Regions from separate parts of the Homo sapiens genome. Here all the other regions are linked to region 1. The links are chromatin contacts, found by Hi-C or POLR2A ChIA-PET in ENCODE. All regions are on one chromosome and are shown on one strand. The core of a region is the stretch at or near the end of the contact, and the rest is flanking DNA. Distances in the headings are between cores, read along the strand shown.

The links. Hi-C counts contacts between places; a loop is a spot of excess contacts on that map. ChIA-PET counts read pairs that join two places held with the same protein, here RNA polymerase II (POLR2A). Pooled maps may share reads with other maps.
Region 2: a map of naive thymus-derived CD4-positive, alpha-beta T cell shows a loop between it and region 1 (20-fold over the local background). The contact joins the enhancer-like site here to the promoter of ATP11C in region 1. A Hi-C loop is called at or near these places in 1 of 168 maps with a recorded cell type or tissue (naive thymus-derived CD4-positive, alpha-beta T cell) and 5 of 50 pooled maps. POLR2A ChIA-PET finds 5 or more read pairs at or near these places in 1 of 52 experiments (GM12878).
Region 3: a map of CD8-positive, alpha-beta T cell shows a loop between it and region 1 (15-fold over the local background). The contact joins the promoter of HTATSF1 here to the promoter of ATP11C in region 1. A Hi-C loop is called at or near these places in 2 of 168 maps with a recorded cell type or tissue (B cell and CD8-positive, alpha-beta T cell) and 11 of 50 pooled maps.
Region 4: a loop to region 1 is called in a map of CD8-positive, alpha-beta T cell, with 19 times the contacts of the local background. The contact joins the promoter of INTS6L-AS1 here to the promoter of ATP11C in region 1. A Hi-C loop is called at or near these places in 3 of 168 maps with a recorded cell type or tissue (CD8-positive, alpha-beta T cell and naive thymus-derived CD4-positive, alpha-beta T cell), 2 of 37 single-sample maps with no recorded cell type and 14 of 50 pooled maps.

Annotation. Positions count from the first base shown.
Region 1 is chrX:139,928,652-139,935,697 of GRCh38, forward strand. ATP11C (ATPase phospholipid transporting 11C (ATP11C blood group)) reads right to left here and starts at 4,402. Exons shown (of 30, transcript NM_001353812.2): 1 at 3,365-4,402. The coding sequence starts at 3,391. RefSeq lists silencers at 3,429-3,588, 3,629-3,868 and enhancers at 4,649-4,998, 5,039-5,088.
Region 2 is chrX:136,907,532-136,914,605 of GRCh38, forward strand. No RefSeq gene overlaps it. Among named protein-coding and RNA genes, the nearest start is that of RBMX, 30 kb to the left of the region's middle. RefSeq lists an enhancer at 1,484-1,533. Within about 2 kb of position 1,785, at least 33 of the 41 ENCODE cell types and tissues checked have a DNase peak (open chromatin) inside an H3K27ac peak, as active enhancers do.
Region 3 is chrX:136,495,750-136,502,718 of GRCh38, forward strand. It overlaps HTATSF1 (HIV-1 Tat specific factor 1), which reads left to right and starts at 1,843. Exons shown (of 9, transcript NM_014500.5): 1 at 1,843-2,121; 2 at 3,849-4,029; 3 at 4,409-4,456; 4 at 4,915-5,069. The coding sequence starts at 1,936. RefSeq lists a silencer at 1,184-1,853.
Region 4 is chrX:135,518,387-135,525,350 of GRCh38, forward strand. It overlaps INTS6L-AS1 (INTS6L antisense RNA 1), which reads right to left and starts at 2,288. Exons shown (of 2, transcript NR_046740.1): 1 at 2,181-2,288; 2 at 1,697-1,986. INTS6L (integrator complex subunit 6 like) reads left to right here and starts at 2,274. Exons shown (of 18, transcript NM_001351601.3): 1 at 2,274-2,717; 2 at 2,855-2,932. The coding sequence starts at 2,607. RefSeq lists enhancers at 2,428-2,507, 2,538-2,597 and silencers at 2,848-3,117, 3,178-3,377.

The sequences.
Region 1 (7,046 bases), core at 3,152-5,651:
TCTAATTTCTTCCTAGTCCTGGGCATCTTCTGTGTGATATTATGATTATATGCTACATGCTTTATGAAACCAAAGCAGTTTAAGGGCTTCTAGAATCAGAGATTTAAATGTACTCCAGTATTTCACACTCACAATTAAGCTTTCATGTATCAAAGGTCTAGAAATGCATACCTGTTAACTATCACTGACAAGCTAAACTGACAGCATCCTCTTGACCAAGCCCCCAACCTACTTTATCAAGAAATCTCTTATTTTGAATCTTTAGTATAAAATAATTTCATAAGCCAAAAAGAGGGGGGAATTGTTTTTAGACTTTCAATAAATCTTTAAACCCAAGAGAACACGTTACTATAGTCACTAGGAATTGCATTAAGAATAAAACAAGACAGGATAACATAAAAGTCCATGACCCTTAAATCTCAACTAGTCCAGACTTCTGATTAAATATGCCTTTGAAGAAAATAAATTGTACAGACAGAGTTATTATTACTTATTTACTGTATTTATGGAGATGTTGACTTGAGAACAGGTGGTGCTTTTATTGCACTCAGAGACATCCAACTCTTAAATCCTTTAGGACACCCTCTACATGCCTCAACCCTAAAATGCTATACACCAAATCCACCAATTTCTTTCCACCTCAAAACTGTCAAAAGGAAAGTCATAATTCATCAGAAAGAAAGGAACACAGTTATTAATGGCAAAGAAGTCAAGACCATGTATTTAAAAAAATACAATGAATCACTATTTTCTTTTAGCTTGAAATTGGAAAACTCGAAAAATAAATGGCATTTCAAAAATGATTCAGCAAACACAACTGAGCTATAGAAGATGATGCTTGTAAGAATCCTAAGGGATTCTTCCACGTCAGGTTTAAAATATAAAGGAAGCACTTCTCTAATATGTAGTCTAGTTTTCAATAACCAACAACTACAATCAACACCACTGTAATTTATTTCACAATCAAAACCAATATCAGACACGTACAGGTACACTAAAAAAACAACTCATTTTGAAAGGAATTCATAGCTCTATTTCTAAAATATTAAAACAATCATAAGACAACTCACAACCTTGACTACATCTATACTGCTGTGAAAGTCTCAAAGTTCCACTCAAATCTTTAATTCTAGTCTTCTAGTAATTCAAATGGAAGTACCCCTCAAAGAATTTGTCAGGCAAAAGAGGAGAACAGCGCATGGTTTACTGATCTAAGAGATGGAAAAATTGCCCCCCTCCCCCAAATTTTGAAGCCGTTTTTTAGCAATGATTATTTGATAGTAATTTTCACATTCAGTCCAACGGTATGCAGATTAATTCCTTGCCCTGGGCCTAGGGCTCAGACACAACTCCTAAGAACCTTCCAGCTTACCGCACTGGTACAAATTCCTGATACTTACCACAGTCATGGCTGCGCAGGAAAATGTGAACAGCTGAATATTCCAGCTGCAACAATAAGGTCAAAGCTCATTTCAGTATTAGCAAAAGTGATTCTCTGCTGAGATCTTGGTCGGGGATGCAAAGTACTAGCCTCAAACCTGCAGGCTGGCACCTCAACAACTGCTGCAAATTCTACTGCATGCCCTGGCTTCCTGGGCCAGCACTGCTTAATTACTAGACTCTGATACGATGCAGATCACTTTTCGCAAAAGGGAAGCAATGGGCTTTTAGACCAATACTTGAGTTGTTCGGTTTCAAATGTTCAAATCCTTAAAAAAAAAAAAAAAGGATTTCAACAACTTAAGTTTAATGATTTTATTATGATTCAGAGCCCAGTTGTTTTCCACCATAAGAGTGCCACGTGAAAAGATTATCCTTTTCCTAAATACAATTAGCTTTCATTGCCACCTTTCCCTTTTTGTCACCCCCACGCAACACTCCAAGATCACAAGAATCTATGTGAAACAGCTATTAAGAACAATACCCGCTTGCATTCTCAGGCTAAATGTGAGAAACCAATTTTAGTCACTTGCTTCAGCAAAGCTATCAGTACAAGCCATCACCTACGGATTTCAAGATGATTGATATGTACAACCTCTACTGCTCTATGCCACAGGTAATAATCTGTTCCAATTTCATACTGCATGTTCCTGGGTGGGGTCAACATTTAGAAAACCATTAACACAGCACTATTCTAAAAAGGGATGTGCAAGTATTACTTTTAGCCAGTGTACACTTGTGAAAGTTTCAAATGAAGGAAAAATGAGAGCAAATATATCCGATGTATGAAAAATGTTAGCAACGTTTTGATTAGGAATAATTGCATGAATAAAACCAAATCGACATGTTCTCAAAAGATATATTTTAAGGCAGGTAGAGGAAAGCACTCAGCTTTCAACCCTTTTTCCTAACTACAGAAAAATCAAAATTTGCAGATGAACCCTTTCTTCCACATCATTGGCAGAAATAAAATCCTATTCCCGCCACCACCTCTTGCAATTAAGGAAGTTGCTACAAATAGCAGCACGGAACGTAAATGGTCCTGTTTCGCTCCATTCTTAATGTACCCTCTAGGAGTAAACAGGTTACTCAAAAAAGTCAGTAGCCAGAAAGCGATTTTCCCTATGGCTAACTCCCATGAAAATGAAATTCCCTTTTCTGGGGATTCTGAAGGGGGTAAACGTGGACGGAGGAGTCCAGTCACAGTCCGCCTTCTCCCATGGGTTCAAGGTCTGGAGTGCTCAGTCCTCCGCGAGGCTTCAGACCAGAGATCGGCAGCACGGGCAGTGGCGGCGCAGCCTCCTCGCGGCTGCACATCCACCCGGCCCACCCTGACAATCACGCTCGCCTTTCAAACACCCTAAAGGTGAGCTTTGTAGGCTGGGTCTCCAAAGTTTGCCCGGCCTCCGGTCAGAAGCCGCCCGCTGGCTGAGCCCTAGGCAAGGCTGAGTCTTGCCCTAGTCTCCGGCTCCCTCAGCCCCCAGCTCTTCTTTTGGGCCACCGTGACAGGTCTAGGTTTACCTCCATGTGCTCGTGGCAGAGGAAACAAAAGAAAGCAACCTCCCTGAGAATAAAACGCCATCTTCGACTAATTGGCAAACTGAGGGGTCCCCGGGTCGGTCCCCCCACGAGTCCCCCCCACCACCCAGCCCGAAGGCGGCCCCCAGTTTCAGGCAGAGTTTGTAACAGCTCCGGGAAGCCCTGGTCGAATTGTCCTGGGGGCGAGGGTGGGATACCCCGAGAGCCCTACCTGCCTCCCCTCCCCGGCCGCCTGGGCACCGTGTTTCGGTGAAAAGGAAGAAGAGGGGTGGTGGTGTCTCCCAGAGACGTAACTGCCCCCTCAGAAAATTGTTGTGAGGGACCCGGCGAAGGGGCTGGCGAGCAAGCAAACCGGCACGCGCGGAGCCGCAGCGAGTGTACTTACAAAACGATTCAAGCTCCGGCGGAACATCGCGTCGAAGGCTGCCGGGCGCTGAGCTGGGCTCTACCGGGCTGTCTGGGAAGGCGCCGTCCACAAAACACACTGCGGCGTGGGCCGGCGGCGCCAAGCGGAGCAGCGAGGCGGGCGGCCGGGCCACCCGCTCGCCGCCTGCCCCCCTCGGCTCTCCGCGCTCCCCCGCCCCCCAGCCGCCCGCAGCCTAGCCGCCGCCCCGCCTCACTCGCGGCCCGCCCCCGGCCTGCCTGACCCGGGGGCGGCGGCCCCGCGGATCGCCCTTATCTGGCCCCGGCACCCCGGGCCGGCAGCTCGCGCAGCACCCACTGAGAAGGCGAGCCCGCCGCGCGGGGGAAGGATGGCGGAGGAGCGCGAGGCTCCTCCTGTGGGGAGGGGGCGCCCCCGTCTCTCCGCCAGCGCCGGGCTCGGCACCCCGCGGGATGCGCTCTTCCCCGACGCGGCACCACCGCCCGCCTCCCCGCTGGACTCCGCGGCCGCCCCCCTCGGGGCACGGGGAACCCTCCCGAGGCACCCCGCGCCTCACCTCGCCTCAGCCCGACACTACTCCCCTGTCTCTGTCGGGAGCCACAGCCTCCCTCGCCCCGGCCCTAACTCGTCCGCCGTGCCGCGCCGCGCCGTTTCGCTCGCAGCCCCTCCTCGGTCCGCGGCTGCCGCGCCGCCCCGCGCTCTGGTCCCGCACTCGGGCCAGGGAGCCTGGGTACAGCCAACCGGCCCGCCCTGAGCCAGCCGACGGCCAGACTCCCTCTTCCGGGCGTGGTGGAGCCGGGCTCTGAGGCAGGGCACCGTGAAGACCCCAGCGCGGGAGGGGCGGGGCGGGGTGCGAGGGGGGACTAGTTCTGAAAGCCCACCCTCCTCATCTGCACCGACGAGGGTTCCCCCTCGACCCTCGCGCCGCTGTACTCCCACCTACGCGGCTTTCCCTCCTCTCAGTCTTTCTCTCGTCCTGCCTGCCCACCTAAGCCTTCTTACTTCCACTTTCTCTGAGGTTGTAAAGTCAGGCTTTGTGTCGTTGCTGCTGCGCAGCGGGGCGGGATTTCCCTGACCCCCACCCCGCCCCACCCAGGCCCCTCCCGCTCGCCCCCTCCCCCTCCTTGCTCCCGGGGCAGCCTGGGAGTTGTAGTCCAACCGTCCCCCTACTTCGCCTGGTACCGCGGGCTGGGAGCTCCCCCACACGCTAGTCCCGGGTTTGCCCAGAGGGTTGAAGAAGGAAGCGCGGGCTGAACAGCGGGTTCTCCACGCCGGCCGGCTGGGTGTGGAGGCCGGGCGCACTCGGTAGCCTTCCTAGCGGTGGGACATGTGAGAAGGCTAAATTAGGCAAAGCTCCGAATCCTGGGAGCTTTCCCTGGAACGCAAAATGTGCGCATCAGGAAACCCTCTACACCCTCGGCCCCCAGCTTAGAGCTGGAATTTGCGAAACTTTAAAAATTACAAAAGAAAAGCGAGTCCAGAATTGCCACGAGGCTGGGCATCCCTCCCAACTACCACAACCCCACCCCTTTTCACCGCCCCTTAAGGCGGGGCCCAAGGCTGTTGGAGAAGAACTTGCAGATTCTTCTATAAAAGTCAAAAAGAAGGAAAGGGAGTTCAGAGACTCTTACACGAGTCTTCCGCCTCGCCGCGTTCTCCTGCCAGTTTAGAGCTGGGGACAGGGCCCAGCCACACCACAGGCCTTCCCAAAGGTCGCGAATAGGCCTTTACTACTAGGCATAGGCGCTTCTCCTTTACCCTCCGGAGTTCGGATTCATTTCAACAAACCTTTGCTGGGAATTTTCTTTGTACCAGGCACTGTGCCAGGGCTGGACACAGCGATTTCTTAAAAGACCTCCCCAACAGGGTGGTCGCAATCTGGTTGGGGGATACAAACAAGCGAAAATGCCACGTTAGAATTTAATAATAGCTAGAGTTCAAAGTGCTAGAGAAATAGGGGAGAGCGACATTGCATCTGAAAATGGGGTTTGGGAAGTTTTCCTAAAAGCCCTGGAGATTAAACTAGCCCTTGAAACGTGGGAAGGCTTTAGAGGGACCTGACTGAGCCCAAGGGGACAAAGTCCAGGGTAGAGGGAGAGGTCGGTGAAAAAGCGCAGGACAAACTAAGAAAGAGATCACGCTGTAGTGGCAGACGCCCAGGACGTGTAGGTAAGGGCGGCTCGAACGAAAGCTAAAATCTAAAACTCTTCAAAAACATGTTACGAAGTTTGAACTTCATTCTGCGATCAACGAGAAGCCCATCTCCCAATAAAATGCAAATGCAGGAGACCTAAGGTTTGTTCCCAAACTGTCCTAACTGCCAAGAAGTAAAACCAACCGTTTTCAATTCTTCCCCTCTTATGATTCCTTCTCTGCTCACAGTTGAGCCTGTATCTAATGATTTTTAAGATTTATGTTAAATTTATATTTATATTAATCAGATATTATGATATTTTATTGACAAAAGAGATCTAAAGTTTTGCTCTCTACTGCTTTAAAGATTTTCAAATAGAGTTATTTTCTAGCTTTCTAGCTTTACCTTTTTTTTTTTTTTTTTTTTGAGACAGTCTCACTCTGTCACCCAGGCTGGAGTGCAGTGGCGCGATCTTGGCTCACTGCAGCCTCTGCCTCCTGGGTTCAAGTGATTCTCGTGCCTCAGCCTCCCAAGTAGCTGGGATTACAGATGCCTGCCACCACACCCGGCTAATTTTTGTATTTTTAGTAGAGACGGGGTTTCACCATCTTGCCCAGGTCTCGATCTCCTGACCTCAGGTGATCCACCCGCCTCGGCCTCCCAAAGTGCTAGGATTACAGGCGTGAGCCACCATGCCCGGCCTCTAGCTTTACTTTTATTGAACACAGCAAATACTGTAATTTCTTCACTAGTTTATTTGTTGAACGACTGCTATGTGGCAGACATTATTCTAGATACTGGAATTGGGAGGTGGAGGAGGTTATTGTCTTTAGTTCTAGGTATAAGTCTAGAATTCTTACCAAAATACATCCTTATCAATAAAATAATAAACTAATTTAGACATTTGGGGATACAAGTGCTTGCTAGTGAATAGTAAATAATATCGTTCCAAATTCAATTCTGTTAAACAAGTGGAAAAAATGTACTTTGCTTATAGATTCAAACAGATCAACTTTAAAAAATATTAGAGACCTGAAATTTTTTTTTGTTTGCATTATGCTCTCATACATACCCATTGTCATGTTACTGCAGCCTAATCACAGGAATTTTAAGATTCCTCAAGATATAGCAGTATTGGGCCAGGCGCGGTGGCTCACACCTGTAATCCCAGCACTTTGGGAGGCCAAGGTGAGTGGATCACCTGAGGTCAGGAGTTCGAGACCAGCCTGGGCAACATGGTGAAACCCTGTATCTACTGAAAATACAAAAATTATCCAGGTGTGGTGGCGGATGCCTGTAGTCCCAGCTACTCAGGAGGCTAAGACAGGACAATTGAATCGCTTGAACCTGGGAGGTGTAGGTTGCAGTGAGCCGAGATCGCACCACTGCACTCCAGCCTGGGTGACAAGAGCAAAACTCCATCCCCACCCCCCAAAAAAGATATAGCAGTATTGTTGATTTTTATTTGTTATAATTCTGCTATTTATTCTCTCAATTTATTTCAATACGCCACCTATACTCATGGGTCCAGTCTAATTTGCTCAACTATAA
Region 2 (7,074 bases), core at 535-3,034, 3.0 Mb before region 1:
GCTCCAATTTCCCATTCCTCTTCACAAAGGATGTGCCCTGGCAATCATGCTATTCTGCCCTGCAAATCTTGACATGGGCTTCTCCACTCCTTTTGATCAAGTTCAACCTTTTCACTCTCACAATTCCCTTATTTCTCATCATTCGCATATTTCCTTTCATTTCTCCTACAACTTTTTCAACATCTCTAGTCCAAGAGTTAACTTGATATATTTCTACACGCCTCGGCTCACCGCCAGCACGATGCCTTTGTTGTCTTGAATCGCCGCCTGCCAATCACCAGGAGACACAGACCTCTAGGAGCGAGGGAACTTGGACAGAAAGGCACTTGGCAAGGCGCACACGACTCAGCGTAAACAAGTGACCTCTTGTTCTCCAAAGCTCTTGAAACACAAGAAGGAAAAATAACAAGCTCTTCTACTATCTGTGTCCTATCATACCTACAATACTCTCTTGGTCCACATGCAAGCACTTTGCATTATAGTACACCACAAGGAGAAAAAGGTAAGACAGGATTCTTAACAGAGGTCGTAAAATAAGGTCCCCGCCGCTAAGAGAAAGAAGACTTTCTTCCAATAGCATAGAGCAGGACTCCACCTCCACCTCCCTTTTCTTTAGTCTTTTGCCCTTCCATCCTCCTTCCAAGACTAGCGTTATCCAATAGAAATATAATGCAGGTCACATACTATGTAATTTTACATTTCCAAGTAGCCACATTAAAAAAATTAAAAGAAGCAAGTTAAATTGGTTTTAGTAATGTTTTATTCAACGCAGTGGACCCCAAATATTATGATTTCAATCACCCATGCAGTAATTAGAAATGTTTTCTTTTTCTTTTTTTTTTTTTTTTGAGACGGAGTCTCGCTTGTTGCCCAGGCTGGAGTGCAGTGGCACGATCTCGGCTCACTGTAACCTCCGCCTCCCGGGTTCAAGCGATTCTTCTGCCTCAGCCTCCTGAGTACCTGGGATTACAGGCGCCCGCCACCACGTCCGGCTAATTTTTGCATTTTTAAGTAGAGATGGGGTTTCACCATGTTGGTCAGGCTGGTCTCGATCTCCTGACCTCGTGACCCGACCGCCTGGGCCTCCCAAAGTGCTGGGATTACAGGAGTGAGCCACCGCGCCCGGCCCCCCTCACGCTTTTTTTTTTTTTTTTTGACGGAGTCTCGCTCTGGTGCCCAGACTGGAGTGCAGTGGTGTGATCTCGGCTCACTGCAACCTCCACCTCCCAGGTTCAAGCAATTCTTCTGTCTCAGCCTCCCGAGTAGCTGGGACTACAGGCGCACGCCACTACGCCCGCTAATTTTTGTATTTTTAGTAGAGACGGGGTTTCACCATATTGGTCAGGCTGGGCTCGAACTCCTGACCTCTGGTGATCCACCCACCTCGGCCTCCCAAAGTACTGGGGTTACAGGCCTGAGCCACCGCGCAGGTCGAAATGTTTTACTTTCTTTTTGTCTTTGGTAGCTGGAGTGCATTTTACACTTACAGAACATCAAACTCGGAAAAGCTGCATTTTAAGTGCCTCATAGGCACCGCACTGGACCGTGCGGCCCTAGAATGCCACACCCCCTAATTCCTGCAGCCAGAAATGAAGATGGCAGGGGCGGTAACACTGCTAGTTTGGGACTAAGAAAGGCAACCTCGGGAGGAGGCGAGCCCCTGCTATGATGAAACTTCTAGGACAGCCTCCCTTCGCCCCCCCCAACCTGTGCAGGGCCTAGCGTGGCTGCAAGCGAGGCAGAGCGCAAGGCACCGCCAGAGCCACGGGAAAGGGCGAGGCGGGGAAGTCTGGGGATGGCGGGGCGGGGCGGGGCGGCTCGGCTCGGCGGGGATCCCCACGCATGCGCACCGCGACAGCTCACGATGCCCGCCTACTGGCGCCCTAGCAACCGGGTTGCGAACCATGTTCTATCCCGACTAAGTGGCCGTCCTGGGAGTTATAGTGCCACTAGCCGGCCTCGGCTGTTCCCTGTCCGAGGCTCTTGTCATTTCCGCTTATTTCCTCCACGGGTGCCGATTTCATGTGTGTGTTCCCGAGTGCCTGAGCCGGCTCCCGAAATGAGTACTCGTGGTTTCCGCGTGGGAACCAACCTCGAGCGCCAGTGGCCCGCCCTCTCCGGGCTGAGGTGGCTGCTGAGGCTGGGGCTGCTCCTGAGGCTTCAGGGCCGCCCGCTGCACGGCTTTCTACCTTCCCAGGTTAGCCGCGGTCAACTTCTGCCAGGCGGAGCGAGAAATCGCATTTTGTCAGGTGAGGATTGGAGGGAGTGAGAGAGATGTGAGGGGAAGGCTTCGGGTAGGGGTATAGGGCCGATAGGGGACGACCAGGGCCGAGAGCTCATGGACTTGGACCCGGAATGCCATTGCCTTCCCTGTGGGTATGTCTCAGGGGCTTTCAATCTCGGAGTCTCCCACTTCGCGGATCTTTCCCGCCCTCTCAGTATCTCCTCCTTCCTCACAGTTCCTCCCCTTCCTCTTCTTTTTCTGCTCCCTCCCTTCCCTCTCATCTCGTCTTCTTCCTTCTCCCTCTCGGCTCCAACGCCTACTGTTTCGGCCCCACCTTCTTATCTTGGCTCCTCCCCTTCCCCCCCTTATCGACTCCTTACCCAGTCTCTTTTTGTTCTGCCAGTGCTCTCTCGGCTCCTCCCCCTCCTCCTTTCTCCTGGATGCTACGCCCTCTCCCATCTCCTTCTCTTTCCCCTCCCTCTCGGCTCCTCTCCCTACCCCTCCCTCTCTTCTCCTTTACCTTCCTCCTCACTGCTGCTTTTTCTAGTCTCTTCCCCTCTGCTCTTCTGTTTTCCTTTTTACTGCTCCTCCTCCTTCCTCTAAGTCCTTCCCACTTCCCTCCCTATTGGCTGCTCCTCCACCTCCCTTTTGGCTTCTCTCCTGCCTCAACTAACTCCTCCCCTCCTCCCCAACGCCTTCGGTTCCCTCTCAGCATCTGTAACCCTTCCCTTCCCTCCACCCTTTCCCTCGTGTTCTTACACAATCTTCCATTCTGGACACATACACTCATTGTGGTCTTTCTTAAATACATCCCCACCATGCTGTGTTACCCCTCACTCATATGGTCTCACACTCTTACCCCCCTAATTCTTGTTAATCCACTTGGGTCTCCTGGGTCCTTTCTCTGCAAACATAGTGTTATTTACTTCTAGAGATTTGTGAGAATAAAATGAGATAGTACATGAAAAGCACTTACGACGGCACCTTGCACATAGTAAGCTTTCAATAAATGGTAACTGTCATCATTATTACTTTTCTTTAGCCAGGGATTCCTGGCACAATTCCTCTTCAGCGTGTCCCTCAACCACCAGTAATTTCTTGGCTCCCTTCCTTAGTAGCCTCGTTGTTTTCATTGTAAGCTGACTCAAAAGGAATTTTTCTTGCAAGTAATCAATTCAAAAAGTATTAATAAATAAGACTTATGTTCTGATCTCTAGTTGCCTAATCTAGGGTGTAGGGGGGTATTCTGGTAGAAGGCATCACAAATGCACACAAAGTTGAGAATGGTGCTGGTGCCATCTGACTATAGACTTAGCCAACTTTAAGGTTCTAGGAGTTTTTAAAGGCTAGTTCTAGGTGCAGCATGTTTACTTTTCAAACCTGGAGCTTGCCTTTCCCTGTGAGAAATATTGATAGCAGTGTTTTGAGCAAACCTCTTGCCAAACACATGTAAGAAATAGCATCCTTTTTATATTTTTTATTTGCCTTTTCTCTGACTGTTTATATCTACTCCTTGCTCTTTATTCTTTATTTCAGCAGGCTCCCTAACAAAGAAACATGATTAGTAACATCTGGAACCTTTCCTTTCCTTTCCCTTTCCCCTTCGGCTTCCCCTCTTCTTTCCTTCCTTCCTCCCTCCCTCCCTCTCTCTCTCTTTTTCTTTCTCTTTCTTTCTCTTCCTTCCTTTCTCTTTCTTTCTTTTCTTTCTTTCTTTTCTTGCTTTCTCTTTCTTTCTCTTTCCTTCCCTTTCCTTCCTTTCTTTTTCCCTCCCTCCCTTCCTCCCTTCCTTTCTTTCCTTCCTTCTTTCTTTTTTTTGAGATGAAGTCTCACTCTGTCTCCCAGGCTGGAGTGCAGTGGCACGATTTCGGCTCACTGCAACCTCCACCTCCTGGGTTCAAGTGATTTTCCTGCCTCAGGCTCCCGAGTAGCTGGGATTATAGGCACCCGTCACCACGCCCAGCTAATTTTTTTTTGTTGTTGTTGTATTTTTAGTAGAGATGGGGTTTCACCATGCTGGCTAGGCTGGTCGAACTCCTGACCTTAGGTAATCCACCCACCTCGGCCTCCCAAAGTGCTAGGATTGCAGGTGTGAACCACTGCACCTGGCAACATAAACTTTCTATACTGAATGAGACCTGTTTCCGGTATTTGGGGTTCACACATTTAAGTCTGTGATACATTTTGGGTTTTTTGTTGTTGGAAGATGTGAAAGGTTGAGATTAACTTTTTTTTTTGCCTATAGATATCTAATTTCTTTAGCATGGTTTCTTGAAAAGACTATCTATCCTTCCTCCGTGAAATTGCTTTTGCACCTTTTCAAATTTTTTTTGGCAGAGGCTTGCTCTGTCCCCCAGGCTGGAGTGCAGTGGCACCATCTTGGCTCACTGCAGCCTCCACCTCCTGAGCTCAAGCGATTCTTCTGCCTCAGCCTTCTTCTTCTTCTTCTTTTTTTTTTTGAGATGGAGTCTTGCTCTGTTGCCCACGCTGGAGTGCAGTGGTGTGATCTCGAGTTCAAGCAATTCTTCTGCCTCAGTCTCCCAAGTAGCTGGGATTACAGGCATCCGCCACCATGCCCGGCTAATTTTTTTTTGTATTTTTAGTAGAGATGGGGTTCCATCTCTACTACATGGTTCCATCTTTCTACATGGTTCCAACATGTTGGCCAGGCTGGTTTCGAACTCCTGACCTCATGTGATCCGCCCACCTTGGCCTCCCAAAATGCTAGGATTACAGGTGTGAGCCACCTCACCTGGCCCTGCCTCAGCCTTCTGTGTAGCTGGGACCACGCCCAGCTAATTTTTGTAGTTTTAGTAGAGACGGGGCCAGTCTGGTCTCAAATTCCTGACCTGAAGTAATCCACCTGCCTCGGCCTCCCAAAGTGCTGGGATTACAGGTGTGAGTCACCGAGCCTGGCAACTTTTTCACCTTTGTAAAAAATCACTTGGGCATAGTTGTATGGCTGTATTTCTGAGTTTTCTGTTGTACTGTTACATTGGTTTGTGTGTCAGGCATTAGCTTTTTGATGATTAAATTTGCATGCAATACCTTTGTGGAGTGCCATTGTTCTAACAGGAAAGTGTACCTTATCAAGAAATGCTATCCCTTGGACTGAAGAAACTTGGCAGTGTAGTACAACTCTGCTGCCAATAAGATTCTTTTTTGGTTCATATTTGTATTATTTCAGGACAGTAGGTGCTAAAATATGACTCTGTTTTTCATTGTTTACTCATGCTCATTATTTCCTGATTCATAACATTGGCACATTTCATCTGAAGGCTCTGGAAGAAAATAATAATAATAATAATAATAACACTGGGCCAGGTGCGGTGGCTCATGCCTGTAATCCCAGCATTTTGGGATGCCGAGGCAGGCGGATCACCTGAGGCTGGGAGTTCAAGAACAGCCTGACCAACATGGAGAAACCCTGTCTCTACTAAAAATACAAAATTAGCCGGGCATGGTGGTGCATGCCTGTAATCCCAGCTACTCGGGAGGCTGATGCAGGAGAATTGCTTGAACCTGGGAGGCGGTGGTTGTAGTGAGCCGAGGTGGTGCCATTGCACTGCAGTCTGGGCAACAAGAATGAAACTCCGTCTCAAAAACAAAAAACAAAAAGTAAAAAAACCACTGGCACTTTACCTTGATAATCCTCCATAGCTAGACCTTGTAAATAAGAAATTTTGTATTAAAAGTATCAAATATTTTATGATCACATTCTTTTGGTAACAGTGTTATTCAGAGAAAAATCACGTACCATATAATTCACCCACTTAAAGTGTCTAATTTAGTGTTTTTTAGTATATTCACAGAGTTGTACAACCACCACTACCATCAATTTTATTGTCACTTTTAAGTGAAGGATTGTATATCAGGGTAGTTCTTAGGAAGCTAGGGTGGATTTCATATCCCACCTTGTATGTTATTGAAGAAGACAAATTCTTCTCTTCAGTGATGACAGCATTGTGTGTGTGTCTAGTTGTAATCATTTCAGTTACAAATGAAAAGTAGAAGAGGAAAATGTAGAGAATAATGGCATACTGAAGTCTTTGAAGAAGTTTTACCTGTAAGATAAATTGCTTATTTCATATCCCACCTTGTATGTTATTGAAGAAGACAAATTGCTTATTTCATATCCCACTTTGTATGTTACTGAAGAAGACAAATTCTTCTCTTCAGTGATGACAGCATTGTGTGTGTGTCTAGTTGTAATCATTTCAGTTAGGAATGAAAATGTAGAAGAGGAAAATGTAGAGAATAATGGCATACTGAAGTCTTTGAAGAAGTTTTACCTGTAAGATAAATTGCTTATTTCATGACATTTGAATTATAAACTTTAGCCAAATCTCTTAATATTTTCAATTTTTTTCTTAACAGTTTTAACAAAACAGAAATGTGTAAAAATTTGTGTAAAATCTTACGATCGAGACCAAATGGACAAGCTGGCTTTTTTTGAAGAAAGTAATACGACTGAATTACTAGCATCATTGGTAGGTTTGGCATCTGAAATAACATGACTTGGCTGGGTGAGGTGGCGTGCCACCTCAGCACTTTGGGAGGCCAAGGTGGACAGATTGCTTGAGCTCAGGAGTTTGATACCAGCCTGGCCAGCGTGGCGAAAACCCATCTCTACTAAAAATACAAAAATTAGCCGAGCATGATGGCAGGCACCTGTAATCCCAGCTACTTGGGAAGCTGAGGCACATGAGAATTGCTTGAACCTGGGAGGCGGAGGTTGCAGTGAGCCGAGATTGCACCACTGCACTCCAGCCTGGGTGAAAGAGTGAGACGCTGTCTCAGAAAAAAAAAAAAAAATTAACATGACTCAATTAATTTTTCAATTCCTTTCAGAA
Region 3 (6,969 bases), core at 593-3,092, 3.4 Mb before region 1:
GGAAAAAATATTTAGCAAAGTTTAAGCCTAATAAAACTCACATTACCTATATCATAAAAGTGCACACAAATTCAGTTCTCCAAGAGTTCCTGCCAGAATGAGAACTTCATGAAAAAGAAATGTAATTTAAAAAAAAACTAACCCAAACTATTAAAAACTGTTGTTATCGTTGAAACCATAGATTCACACAACTGGTGTGTGGGGAGCCAGGATTTTCTAGAAGTAGTACTCAACTGCTATGTTTAGAAGTGAAGGTCACTGGAATAGTGAAATAATTTCTTCTGGTAAGGTTTTCCCGGACCTCAAGCCCGGGTTATGATATTTATGTTTACACTAATGGGTTCCTTATTATTTTAATGAATTAGTATTTTTTAACAGCCGCTTTCATTTTTGTGCAGAAATATTGGTAAGTATAAACCACAAACAAACGTTTTTTGGGGTTTTCAATGTTTTAGTGTAAAGAGGACCTGGAACCAAAAAGTTTGAGAACTGCTGTCCTCCAGCATCTCATATCTGTCAGGTGCCAACCATCTTAATTCTGTCTCCCCTGAGCTGTGCCTGTCTTGTCAACTCCTGGGTCGCCAGAGCCTCACGCAGTGCCCTGCACTTAGTAGGGGCTCAATAAATACCTGCCCAACTTAAAAATATGGACCTTTTCCTTTTCAGCAATGAGTGTAATTCCTGAAAACAAAGTTCTGTTTAGAACAAAAAGTATGCTGTGTCTTTCTAAAAGAATGACAAAGAAGCGGAGTTTCCCGGCCAATAAAGCTGGTGTTTACACTGGGATGTTTACATTTATGCTTAAGTTTCAAGTTCGAAGCTCGAGCGCCACTGAAATCTGCAGTACAAGAGGCAGGCAACTGCTGCCCTTTCCATCCTTCCCACGGAGTCGAACTCCAGCCAGAGGAAGGTATGAGACCGATAAAGGAGAAGGCTGACACCAGAAAAAGAAAGTTGGCCCTTCTACCCCTCATTCGTTCATTCATTCGCTCATTCCGCATTAGACACCAGAGCCGGTGCCAGGAGTTTAGGCTACCAAGATGAACAAGATCCGGTGTCTATCCCCGGGTGTCGTAAAGAAACAAGTAAAAGACGCGGTTCCTGAGCGGGGGAGGGGCCTTTGGGCGAAGGAGGCGCGTCGTTTTCTCGAAGCCAGAGAAATTTGTCCTGTCCGCCCCACCCACTCCCCTAAGATGGCGCCCTCGCGAAACCCGCCCGGCCACCCCCGCGAGGGAATATTCCCACGCCTTCCTTCCGTTTCCCTCCCGGGCCGGCCGATCCGCCGGGGACCCCGCGGAGCTCAAGGCCCTTGAGGCGCCGCGGGATCCCAGTGGCCCTCGCCCCGCCCCAAACCCGACCCCGGTGGGCGTCGACGCGCAGCAGCAGCGGGTCCCCCCAACCCCGGCGCCCCGCCTCCCCGGGCCTCGCGCCGCATGCCGGCGTCGGCGCTTTTTGACGCCATAGTGGGCGTGTCGGCGCGACCCGCGACGTCGCCACGCGCCGACAATGGCGGCTGCGTCGGCCTGAGCAGGGCTTAGTTTAGAAGTAATTTCCTGACGTTGCCGAGGGAGCCGCAGTCGCCTCAGATCCGGTCGGCGGCGGCGGCGGTGGCGGCGGCGGCAGCGCGCCTGCGCGCTCCCGCAGCGCCCTGGACCTAGCGGCGGTGCCGAGGCCCGGCGGAGCAAGCCAGGTGGGCGGCGGCGCGGCCGAGCTCACAGCATCAGCGCGCGCGCGCGGTGGGCGGGCAGAGAGGGGGGCGGTGCAGCCGCCGAGCGGCCGCGATTTCCCGGGGACTGCTGGGGCGCAGCGGGGAGGCGGGCCGGGGGGCGGCGGGGCGCGAGCAGAGCGCGGTTGACCTCCCTTTCTCTGCTCAGCTCCAGCGTCATTTCGGCCTCTTAGTTCTTCTGAACCCTGCTCCTGAGCTAGGTAGGAAACATGAGCGGCACCAACTTGGATGGGAACGATGAGTTTGATGAGCAGTTGCGAATGCAAGAATTGTACGGAGACGGCAAGGATGGTGACACCCAGACCGATGCCGGCGGAGAACCCGATTCTCTCGGGCAGCAGCCGACGGACACTCCCTACGAGTGGGACCTGGACAAAAAGGCTTGGTTCCCCAAGGTAGGAGAGTGCCACGGGCGCCACTGCAGAGCGGGCCGCCTGGCCAGCCTCGCGGGGCACTCCTTTTACGTTTGCTTTGCTGAGATCCTTGGTCCTTGGTCCTAGCCCCCTTGAATAGCGACGCTTCTTTTTGTTGTGTTTGTTGGGGCACCGATGTGTAAAAGAACGTAAATCTTTAGGGTAGTGTCTTAAATGTAATTTTTAAGTCTTTTCTATGCTTTATTAATCTTGTCTGTGAAGGTCACAGTTGATTATTACATGACTGCTTTTTATTGCAAAGAGGAAAAATACCAAGAACAAATTTAGTAGCTGTCCATTTCTGGTAGCCAACCCCACTTGTCCTAGGAACTCAGATGTTTAGCTTATGTACTATGTGCAAAATGCAGTTTCTTGATTTCTTTTTTAAAGTAGCTGTTTATATAGCTTTACTAATTGAACTTTCTTTGCACCTTGCTTTACTTTCCTAGTAAATTTTGTCCCTAGGCATATATGTTTGAACCATATAACCACAGGAATAAGACTGGAGATACACAGAATACAGATGGAAAATCTGTGTATGTTTGTTTGGAATACTTGGAAATTGCTAAGTATTTTTATTTCAGCTTCGAAGTAAAATAACTAATGTTAAACTTGATTCTGTAAACTTTGTGGTAAAAGTGCCCTTTTAATCTGGCTCTCATGAGCAGGAAAGGGCACACTAATAGCACACAAATTGACTTGCAAGTCAATGATACAAAACCTGTCTCCACTGCGCGACTGGACTGCTATTGTAAAAATTCTTTTGCAACTTTTCTTTCCCATTCTGTATTTGTATATATATTCCAATCCCTCCAGATTGTTAAAATTTACGATTTCACTTCTGTGTTGGTAGTGCTAGTTTGAGTGCAGATTTGGTTTCTTCAGCATTCTGAATACTTTTAACAAAGGTGTGATAATGGATTAATGTGTGACTTTATCCTTTTATGTTGTTGAAGCCCATACCTCTTCAAACTTTGGGTTTTACATTTTCCCCATTCCATGCCTGCCTAATATTGATTGGTATGATGATATAACTATATTTCTTTCGTTTTGCAATAACGCTTTTCCCCCAAAGGGGAGGAAGATAGATATGAGTTGGATTTGTCTTTAATTTGTTCTGATACTAAAATATAACGTCATTTAATTTGTGATAAAGTTAAAATGAGCATTTAGTTTTACAATTGTTAACCCCATTCTTTATATACCAAATCAGAGTTCTGTTCTGTGTGCTCTCTGCATACAGATATTTAAGTACTTATTGTACATGTATATTGGTGCATCTGTACAGTAAGAGAAAATTGGATTCTGTGGTTAGATTATTCATTGACTGTTGGTTTTTATTGTTTTATTATCTGGTTCTTCCTTTGTTGTATGTATTTGTAGCCTTAGTCAAGTAGTGTAGAGAGGTAGTAATTAATAAATGAAACAACTAGAAAAGGTGCCAGCATCACTTAAAATGCTTTAAATCGTATCTCAGACTTTTGCATTGATCATCTAAGTACTTGTGTCTTATTTTTTATCACCGTATGCACAATTTTCTATAGAAGGTGACTATTCTTGCATTTATACCTTAATAACTACAACTATTATCCACAGAAACACTTTTGTGTTAAGTTGTATAACTATGCTGTAAAAACACAATTTAAACTTCTTATGAGTGGAAATAATTTTGAATTTCTCTGTCCGGGTCTGTTGAATTGCTTGTGTAGATTACTGAAGATTTCATTGCTACATATCAGGCCAATTATGGCTTCTCTAACGATGGCGCATCTAGTTCTACCGCAAATGTTGAAGATGTCCATGCTAGGACTGCAGAGGAACCTCCACAAGAAAAAGCCCCGGAACCCACTGATGCCAGAAAGAAGGGAGAAAAAAGAAAGGCTGAGTCAGGTAAGTGGTTCTAGCTTACAAATTTTAAGTGTAAAAATTAAAAATATGGGTGTGCATAGGTACAGTTGCTTTTTCGAGAATTATAATAGCTTTGAAGGAATAAGGTGAGTTTTTTCTTTAAGGTAGTGTCAGTTATAAAGAATCAAGATAAACTGGCCATCTTTTTTCCAGATAGGGCTCTAAAACTAATTATTTCTCAAAAGATTTAAATCTTTTGAAAGCTGGGTAGTGATTTGAGTTAGTTTATCTTGGTCTTTTAAGAGTAACAGAAAGGTCGTCCTGGAAGTTTCAAGAAACTGCTGCTTTGTCAAGATTCCATAATATGACTCTTATCTTTTTTTGCAAGTGTTTTATTTATTTAATTAATTTTGATTTCTAGGATGGTTTCATGTTGAAGAAGACAGAAATACAAATGTATACGTGTCTGGTATGTATAACTTTTTAAACAGGTTTAAGGTAGGAAATACTTAATTTTGAGATTTTTCACGAAGTGATTTTTAGCTTTCAGTTTCTCCAGAGTCCATTTTTTATCATTGTGTCATTTTTTGTTCAGCCATTTATATTAGTAAGGAATATGTGTGTTCATTACAGAACCAAGAAATTTAGTGTGTAACTTTGCATACCAACCTTTAGGCCTGGTTAATGTAACTTACAGCAGTGTGTCCCTTCCCATTCAGTGAGGCCCTCAAGAAAGCATAATTTTAATGTATATTTGAACACACAAAAATGTGAAATTTCTTCAGTTCCGTAAATGTAAAACTTTTACATACATTTAGAAAATCAACATTGCATTCACCTAAGTTATAGATTTCTAATTGGTAGAATGCTAAGTAATTCACCTTCATTATCAATTATAAATGTTTTTTAATTTTTCTTAAATGACAGGTTTGCCTCCAGATATTACAGTGGATGAATTTATACAACTTATGTCCAAGTTTGGCATTATTATGAGAGATCCTCAGACAGAAGAATTTAAGGTCAAACTTTACAAAGATAATCAAGGAAATCTTAAAGGAGACGGTCTTTGCTGTTATTTGAAAGTAAGTTGTATGATCAAATAAGTTTCTTGTATCTTCGTTTTTAACTCAGGAACCAGGGCTATAATTTCTATAGATGATAACCAACACCAAGAACTGTTCAAAACAGGATATGAAGAAAACTGAAATTTCAGTTAGTACCTGTGTGTATCACATTGGTAAGATTATTCACTTGTTTTAAGAAAATATGTTATCAGGTAAAAGTATTATATAAGTATGCGACTGGAGTGCTTCTTCTGTCTTGAAAAATTCTCACTAGAAAGATTTTTTTATTGATGTGTACAGTCAATTCAGACTACATTTTAAAAATTCAAGAAGAAAAAAAGCCAGTAACATTTTAGTTGTCCATTGGAATGAATTACACCAGGGTTCAGCAAACTCGGGCTCTGTTTTGGTAAATACAGCTTTATGGAACACAGCCACACTAATTCATTTATGCATTTGTCTATGGTTGCCTTTGTGTTTCACTGATAGGGTTGAGTGGTTGCAGCACAGACCTTGTGGCCTACAAAGCCTAAAATATTTACGAACTGGCCCTTTAACAAAAGGATTTTTCTGACCCTTGAATTAGACCATGAAGGAGACGATAGCTTATTCTTACTGCTTTAAAATATTTTTTTGAATGTGAGAAAAGAGAGAGTGGTATTAAGAGAAATTTGCAGAACTTCATGTAGTCATAGTACCATAAATTACACAAAGAAACCTCAATGCCAGAGGCAGCCATCATTTCTGGAACACCTGCCACCTTAGGAGCATGTGTTATACATTATCACAGGGTACAGAACAAATGATGACATGTACATAAGTCAAACCTGGAAATAATTACAGAGTAAAGTCAAAATGGTAAAGCAAAAGTACAAACACCACAGGTGTGTTGTGAGTATACAGTATTCCAGTGAGATCAGAAGAGAGTAGGATTAAGCTGACAGCTTTTTGGGAAATAGGTTTTTGACCTGAATCTTAAACGTGATGGTTATGGGACATGAGCATGACCATTTTAGGATGGTAGTTTTGTAATGTTCAAATGTAAGGAGATTTGAGGGTTTTATAAGTTCTTTAAGGATTATTAAAAAATCTGCGAACAGATTCTTAGGGAGTTCTGTTAGATTTTTTAAATTTTTAAAGGAAAAAAATTGAGTTTTGAGACCCATAGAAGTACAAGATTGTCAAAACAGTAAATTGAGTTCCAGGAAAATATAGTGAATTATTCCAGGACCCATATATGTGAGCAGCTGAGTTCAGTTATCCATTTTTCTTTTCTACAGGTCCTCTGATCTTTGACTCTGTTTGTATAGGGCTGATAACTGTCCTTTCTCTAAGACCTGGAATCCATACATGTATTTAATATAAAGTACAAGTCATCAGATAATTGTCTTCTACTTCTCAGTGTATTACAGACTCACAATTTAATGGATGAACCAAAAAATTAAAGGCTGTCTATGGTGTTCCCAATTCCTTGAGTCATCTAGTCTTTTAAGTAAGAGTATTATAGAATTTTAAAAGAAATACACCTTAGAAATCATGCAGATTTGCTCCCTTCATTCTGCAAATGAGAAATTGTGGCCTCAAGAGACAAAATTACCCAATAATAATATTTATTGAACACCTACCATATGTTAGTCCTTATCCTTTCCATGCATTATTTCATTTAATTTTGTCAAGAACCTTGTGATGAAGGTATTAACTATTTCCATTCTACATACGACGATATTGGGGCTCAGGAAGCTTGAATAATTTACCCAAGTTCACACAGCCGGTTAGGGACAGCTGTGTCTCAGATGCGGGTTTCCTGGTTCAGATTCTAGAGTTCTTTATCTCAAAGAGAGAACGAGATCTCGTATATTCATAATATATAAATATAAGAATTTAAATTATTTTATGTATAATCATCGTTCATCTAAAA
Region 4 (6,964 bases), core at 1,038-3,537, 4.4 Mb before region 1:
CCTCTGGTCACCAGCAACAGCCCCAAGGAAATGAATTCTGCCAGAAATCTGAATGAGCCTGGAAGCCAGTTCTTTCCCAGGTGAACCTCCAGATGAAAACAGCCTGGCTGACACGTTGACTGCAGACTTATGAGACTAAGTAGAGAACCCAGGTAAACTTAGACCTCTGACTCATGGAAACTGTGAGATAGTAAATGCTTGTGTTGTTTTAAGCCACTAAATTTGTAATAATTTGTTAAACAGCAGTAGAAAACTAACACACTGCCCCCAACAGTCCTATATTTTTTGTACCCTAGCCCATGTAGGCATTGCCCTTCTACACTGACATTTGTATCGGAATGGAAATGGGGGCTTCTAGTATCTTTTTCATCCTTATTTCTTCATTAATTCCCTACTTTCCACCAGAATGGCCTGAAATGCACCATACATAGTACTATCTTTGGCTGAGTTTTTGTTCATATCATTCCTTCCAACCCAGATTCCCTCTCTTCCCTTTTTGTGCCTTGTTCGTGAAATCCTATGAATTTCTAGACTGGACCATTGTTTCCATAGCACTTTTTAACTTGCATCCTTGTTTGTCCCTGATTCATATACTGCCATATGACTTCTTTTAAAATCGTATTTCTCTGAGAATGTTATTGAATGTGCATATATAATATATGAAACATATACACAGAACATACATATATATATAGAGAGAGAGAGAGAGAGAGAGAGTGTATATAAAATATATAAAATACTTTTTTGAGATGTTATCTCATTCTGTTGCCCAGGCTGGAGTGCAGTGGTGTGATCTCAGTTCACTGCAACCTCCGTCTCCTGGGTTGAAGTGATTCTCCTGCCTCAGCCTCCCAAGTAGCTGGGACTACAGGCGCCTGCTCCCATGCCCGGCTAATTTTTGTATTTTTAGTAGAGACGGGGGTTTCACCATGTTGGCCAGGCTGGTCTCAAACTCCTGCCCTCAAATGATCCACCCACCTCGGCCTCCCAAAGTGCTGGAATTACAGGCATGAGCCACTGCGCCTGGCCAAAATATATAAAATATTATGTATGTATATGTCATCATCTCTCCTCAATGAAACTGCAAACTCATTGAAGTCCTGGATTCCACATTGTCAATAGTAATTGCCAGGAATACACAAGTCCAATTTTTAAAATTGTGTCATATGAAGTAGTCAATCAAGTGTGGTTGGCCACTTACTGAGTCTCTTCACAGAGCCAGACCTGAGAGTATCCGTAATTGTTACCCTAACCTCAGGGAGCTGCATTTTCCTCTACTGAAAATTGAATACAATGCCATCTGCCATAATTAATTCAAAGATTAAACAAGGCTACCGTGGGTGCCTGGCTCTTCATAGGCACTCAATAAATGTGAGTTGAGAGCCTGCCCCTGTGGTCCCAGCTACTTGAGAGGCTGAGATGGGAGGATCGCTTAAGCCCAGGAGCTGGACGCTGCAGGCAGCTATGATGGGGCCACTGCACTCCAGCCTGGGCGATCAAGCGAGATCCTCTTTATTTATTTATAAAAATAAATAAATAAATAAATATGTGAGTTGAATCACAATCTAGGTTTGCAAACCTCCATGTGTAAAGGCTGCGCAGAGGGAACAGTGGTGGAATTATCACAGGCAGGCCAATGTTTCAAAGAGCTTAGTGAAACTGAAGAAGCTTGTGCATACAAAAGGCCAGTTTAGGTAACTGTAACTGTGTTTAAGCTTTAGTTTCCTTTCTAAGTAGATATATGTGGAATGCAAGGCCAGCAACCAACTCACAAATACTGATCAAGACGGGGGAGGGATCTAAAGGAATGTGAGTACGTCCTGCCAGGAAAGAAGTTTGCTGCTTCTGAAATATTTTCGTCTTCGCCACTGGCAGGATTGATCGATTGCAGTTAGCGAAGAATTTTCTGTGCAAACTGTCCAAGCATCTGCTTCTGTACTTCTGTACAACTGTTGCTCAAATTCACTCTTCTTTTCGAATCACCATCTTTGAAGAGAGACAGAAAAATCCATTTAAACCACCCGAACTAATCATTCGAACTGCTTCCAAGTCCTTTAAAGGAGAATCCTAGCGAGGGTCCGTAACACTTCCCCTTACCCTCTGCCTGGGTTCAAACTTCAACTCCCAGGGTTCGCCCAAGTCCCTCCCCTAGTCCTGTCATCTAATGAATATGCAAATACCACATAATTGGCAGCCAATGGCATGGGTTCTGGTCACATGGTGCCGATGGTAGGTGAGCAGACAGAAGTTGTCAGTGAACAGAGACGGCGCTCAGTCTGGGGCGAGCGCTCTAGTGAGCGCGGACGGATGCTTAGGCAGTAGTCCTGGCAGCGGCAGTAGTGGTGGCAGCAGAAGAGAGGAAGGGGGAGGGCCCCGAGGGCTACACACGCTCACACTTTCAAGTTCCCTTGGAGGGAGAGGAGGTGGGGCTGCAGAAAGAGGAGGCCAGGAGCGGTCCCATCCGTCCCGTCCCGTCCCGTCTCCCCCTCTTCCTCTTGCTCCTTGCTCCCCGGCTCTGCGAGAGTTGAGGGTTCAGGTGGCCGTACGCGGCAGTGAGGGCAAGAGGGCCGGGAGAGTGGGGAGCGGAGGCAGGAGTGCGGGGGAAGATGCCCATCCTGCTGTTCCTCATAGACACGTCCGCCTCTATGAACCAGCGCACTGACCTGGGCACCTCTTATTTGGACATTGCCAAAGGCGCTGTGGAGTTATTCTTGAAGGTAAAGGGAGGGGAGGGGAGAGATGGGGAGAGCTCCCGAGGGATTTCAGGGTGTGGATTGAGGTGCTTCTGTAACGTTTGTATCGCCCTCCCCCCTCCTTTCCTACGCGACCCCCTCCGTCATCCCTTGCCCCGCAGCTGCGCGCCCGGGACCCGGCCAGCCGTGGAGACAGGTACATGCTGGTCACCTACGACGAACCCCCGTACTGCATCAAGGTAAAGGGGCTACGGGTGGGGGGACAGGCGGGAAGCGGGAGCAAGTCGGCGGGGGCTGCTTACCCCCCTGCCCCCGCCTAAGGCGGTCCTGCGTCGCCCGGCGGGGCGGGCGGCGAGGGGGTGCGCAGAGGGCGGGCGGAGTGGTGCCGTCGGCGGCTTCGGAGTAGCTGTCGCGCCTGGGGTCGGGGAGAGGGGACCGGGGAGGAGCAGCCCCGGGGAGAAACCGCAGGAGGGCCGAGCTCGTGGCGCGACAACCGCAGCCGCCTCGGAACATGGCGGACATTTTGCTTTTGTATGAGCCTGCGAGAGGGAGACTGAGGGCGCTGCTGAGATGGAAAGGAGGGAGGGGAGGGAGGAGCGGGGAAGGAGGGCCCGAAACCCGGAGGGAGGCTGCGAGGCGGGCCCGCCCCTTCGAGGCGCACCGCGCGAGGGTCGCCGCGCGGGGGGCCGGACGGAGCCTGCGACTCCGCCCCGAGGTCCTGCCGGCCGGGCGCGCGGGCTTTCCCGGAGCCTGGGCTCCTCCTCTGGCCCCTCCTTCCTCCCCCGGTCTTCCTCCCCCTCCTTGGGCTCTTCGCTGCATCTCCTCCTTCTCCCCCTCTTCCTCCTGGTCCCCTCCCCTTCCTGCTGAGAGCGTGGCAGAGCCAGCCGCCGGCCTTCAAAGACTAGACAACCGCCTTTGCACTCGTTGGCCTCTCACCACCCCCGCGCAATCGGAAATCTGTCCGCGACGCCAGTCTCCCCACCCCCAGACCCGGAGAAAGTCTTTGCGTTTCTGCTCCGGAATTGGCCAGGTTCAGCCCCGCTCTCAGTTACCTTAGCTACTGTTACTGTTTCATTGGAAATTCCAGCGAAGCAACGACACGGAGGGGGACGTGCCAAGTGCGAACCCACAGGGGCAGAGCTTTTTAGGGATCCGCTCTACCTATTTACATCATAAATTAGGTTTGTGCTAGCCACGTAGGAATTAATCCAGGGACAAGAAAGAAAGGAAGGGGAGGACTCAAATGTGAGCATTTGTAATAGTCAAGTTCGATGATTTGATTCTGACCTACAGGAGAAAAGTAGGGAGGACGGTCTCTGTGGGGTAATTTATGTTCCTATGGTGAGGAGATAAAGAACTGCTGCTTTGCCTGCAGTGGCCAGATAAAATGGAATTTAAACTGTTAAATCAACCTGCATAAGAGTCCTGCTTGCATATTGAAATTTTAAAAATACTACCACAATCCTTGACGTCTTTTGTTAGGCTTTTTCTTTTTTCCTCAGAATAATCGTAATAGTGCTAGGGAGACGCAGTCTGGATGTGTTGTGATCCGTTTCTGTAGAGTGAGGTGTTTTAATGAATGGAACCTACCAAGCTGAATAGTTGGCCAAAGAGTGTTCCTTCAAGCATAAGGAAACCAAAGAGAAACTAATTTTGTAACTCGTAGCTTCGGTTAACTGTTTAATTAGTAGGTTCCCCTTAAAACTGTTCTTTTTTCGATAATTTGTTTTCAGTTTGTGATTCTATCCATTTAGAAAAGTGGAACAAGTAGACATCTTTCAAAATGCCGTAAGCTTTTTAAAAATGTCAGTTTTCCCAAAAGGATGTGATCATTTTTTTCCACATAGAAAAGGAGATGTTTATACATCCTAGGTCTGAATGTCTACACTCTTCGACTGCTAATACAGATAAGAACCGACCATTTGTAGTGTGGCCATTTGAAGACATGCTCCTTAATTCGAAGTAGTAAAAAAGATAAACCACAAAGCAGTGTGCCTTCTTTTCCTTAAAGGAACAACTTATTGGCCGGGTGCGGTGGCTCAGGCCTGTAATCCTAGCACTTTGGGAGGTCGAGATGGGCGGATTGCCTGAGCTCAGGAGTTTGAGACCAGCCTGGGCAACATGGTGAAACCCCGTCTTTACTAAAATACAAAAAAACAAAACAAAAAAAAAAACGGCCGGATGTGGTGGCGGGCGCCTGTAATCCCAGCTACGCGGGAGGCTGAGGCGTGAGAATTGCTTGAACCCGGGAGTCGGAGGTTGCAGTGAGCCAAGACCATGCCACTGCACTCCAGCCTGGGCAAGAAAGTGAAACTCTGTCGTCAAAAAAAAAAAAAAAAAAAAAAAAAGGAACAACCTATTTATCATTTTTCCATATGCCAAGAAGGATTGTTTAAAGATAGTTTTCCATCTGTAAAACTTATCAAAACAGTATTTACAGAAACTTGGGAAAGGAAATAAACCTCATTCTTAACAACCATCATTACATCTTTTAACCTAGCATTGTGATTACAGTGCACATATTACTTTGTATTCTGCTTTTTCTACCGATTTTTATCCAATGAATTATTCCAGGTCGCCACATAGCCTTCATACTTAAAATTTTTAATGGCTGTGTAATTTATCCATGCTATTTTAAAGGCTCCAGATAGTTCTATAGAACGGACAGGAAAAGTTGGATTTTGTTTTTAGTGGAAATTTCATCAGATAGCTCTTTTTATCCTGCCATCTTATATACTACATTTTTTTCCTAAAGCAAAAAGCACGTTTCCAAGTTGAGTTTGATTTTTTTTCCTTATGTAGGTCAGATATATGGGAAGATACTTTTTGTAATATGTTTAATTATTAATCGTTGGTTATCTTCTTCTTAGCCTATCTTTCCAAAGTTTTTCATTTTACTCTTAGGTGATAACTACATGTTCTAGAAAAAGGTTAATGATCTTAATGATGTTCTTGTCATTTTGCTTTCTATACCTGAATTAATAATATGCCATATTTTGGTAGCATTTTCTTTTTCCGAGTCTCTCTTCAATCACTCTCCTGCCAGCCTGCCTCCAACCCTCCTCAGCATGTGGTAACTATTTGTTCTTTTGCTTTTAGGATCTAACCAGCTTGGAAGGTCTGAAATTTTAGAACATCTGGTGATTTTTTTTTCTTAAAATTTAGTCTAGTCTTTCACTTGCTAATAGCTGGGAGCCATAAATGTCTGTTTTCTGTCACACTGATTATCAAATAGGTCTTTCTTTGATTGTCAGCGGGCACCTTAGTTCCTACTTAAAAACTTCACTCTCATTAGGAGTCTGAGGTCTTTTCAGCAAAGTGATGTTGGCTAGGATTTTATTGGTAGCTTATACTTTTGCAGAATATGAGTGTTTTTTTTTTTTATTTCTCTAAGGTTTGAGCGCCATTGTTTCTCTTTTTTCACAGTAACTGCTTATTTCTTAGGTCTTGGTTGTATCCAAGTCTAAACACTGTAAAATGAACTTTATTTTCTACTTGAAGGTTTGTTTCTATTGGTGTTATAACAGACATGAGTTGTGCATTTGGTTGGAAGATTTTTTTCTTAATAGGCATGCAACTCTTCCCAGTATATCCACTTACAAGATCCGACAATAAATCTTGTGAAAAGTTACTGTGACTGAAAATTTTCACTAATGTATACTGTTGAATATGTGACTATAGTATTTCACCAAAGACTTCGGAACGTTTTACTGCATACTCCTCACTATATAGCTGTGTGCTCTTTTAAAATTAGTCATACCTTTTACTTGCAGTCCCGGTTTGCATGGATAGAATTAAGTTTGACTTAAGTACCACATAAAAAGCGTACGAAATGTAAGCATCATGTGCTACATCTGTTATGTTGCTTTCTAGACAAGTTTTATGCATAGTGTTACAAGTGTTGACCCCACCTTTATACCGTGGTATCTTCAGTGTACACAGCTAGTATGAAACCCTGTTTAACATTTAAAAACGTCTAATGTATCCTTATAAAACTAGTATGTGGTTTTTAAAAGTGTTAATGTTTTGGGATTTTTTGGTATAATTGTTGTTTTTAGTCTTGGCTGAGGTTCTGCTGTCTTGTATGTTTTGTTTTGCTATGAATCATAATTTCCTTTTATTTAGTGAATAGAAGAGGCAGGCTTGTCACTACTATTACTTTGAAAGAAAGTAAGCCATTAGAGTAGGGTATATATTAACAAAGGTATTCAAAATAGTTTTATGTTGGAAGCTACTTAAAATTATTTCTTTTTTGTTGAAGGAAATTATCT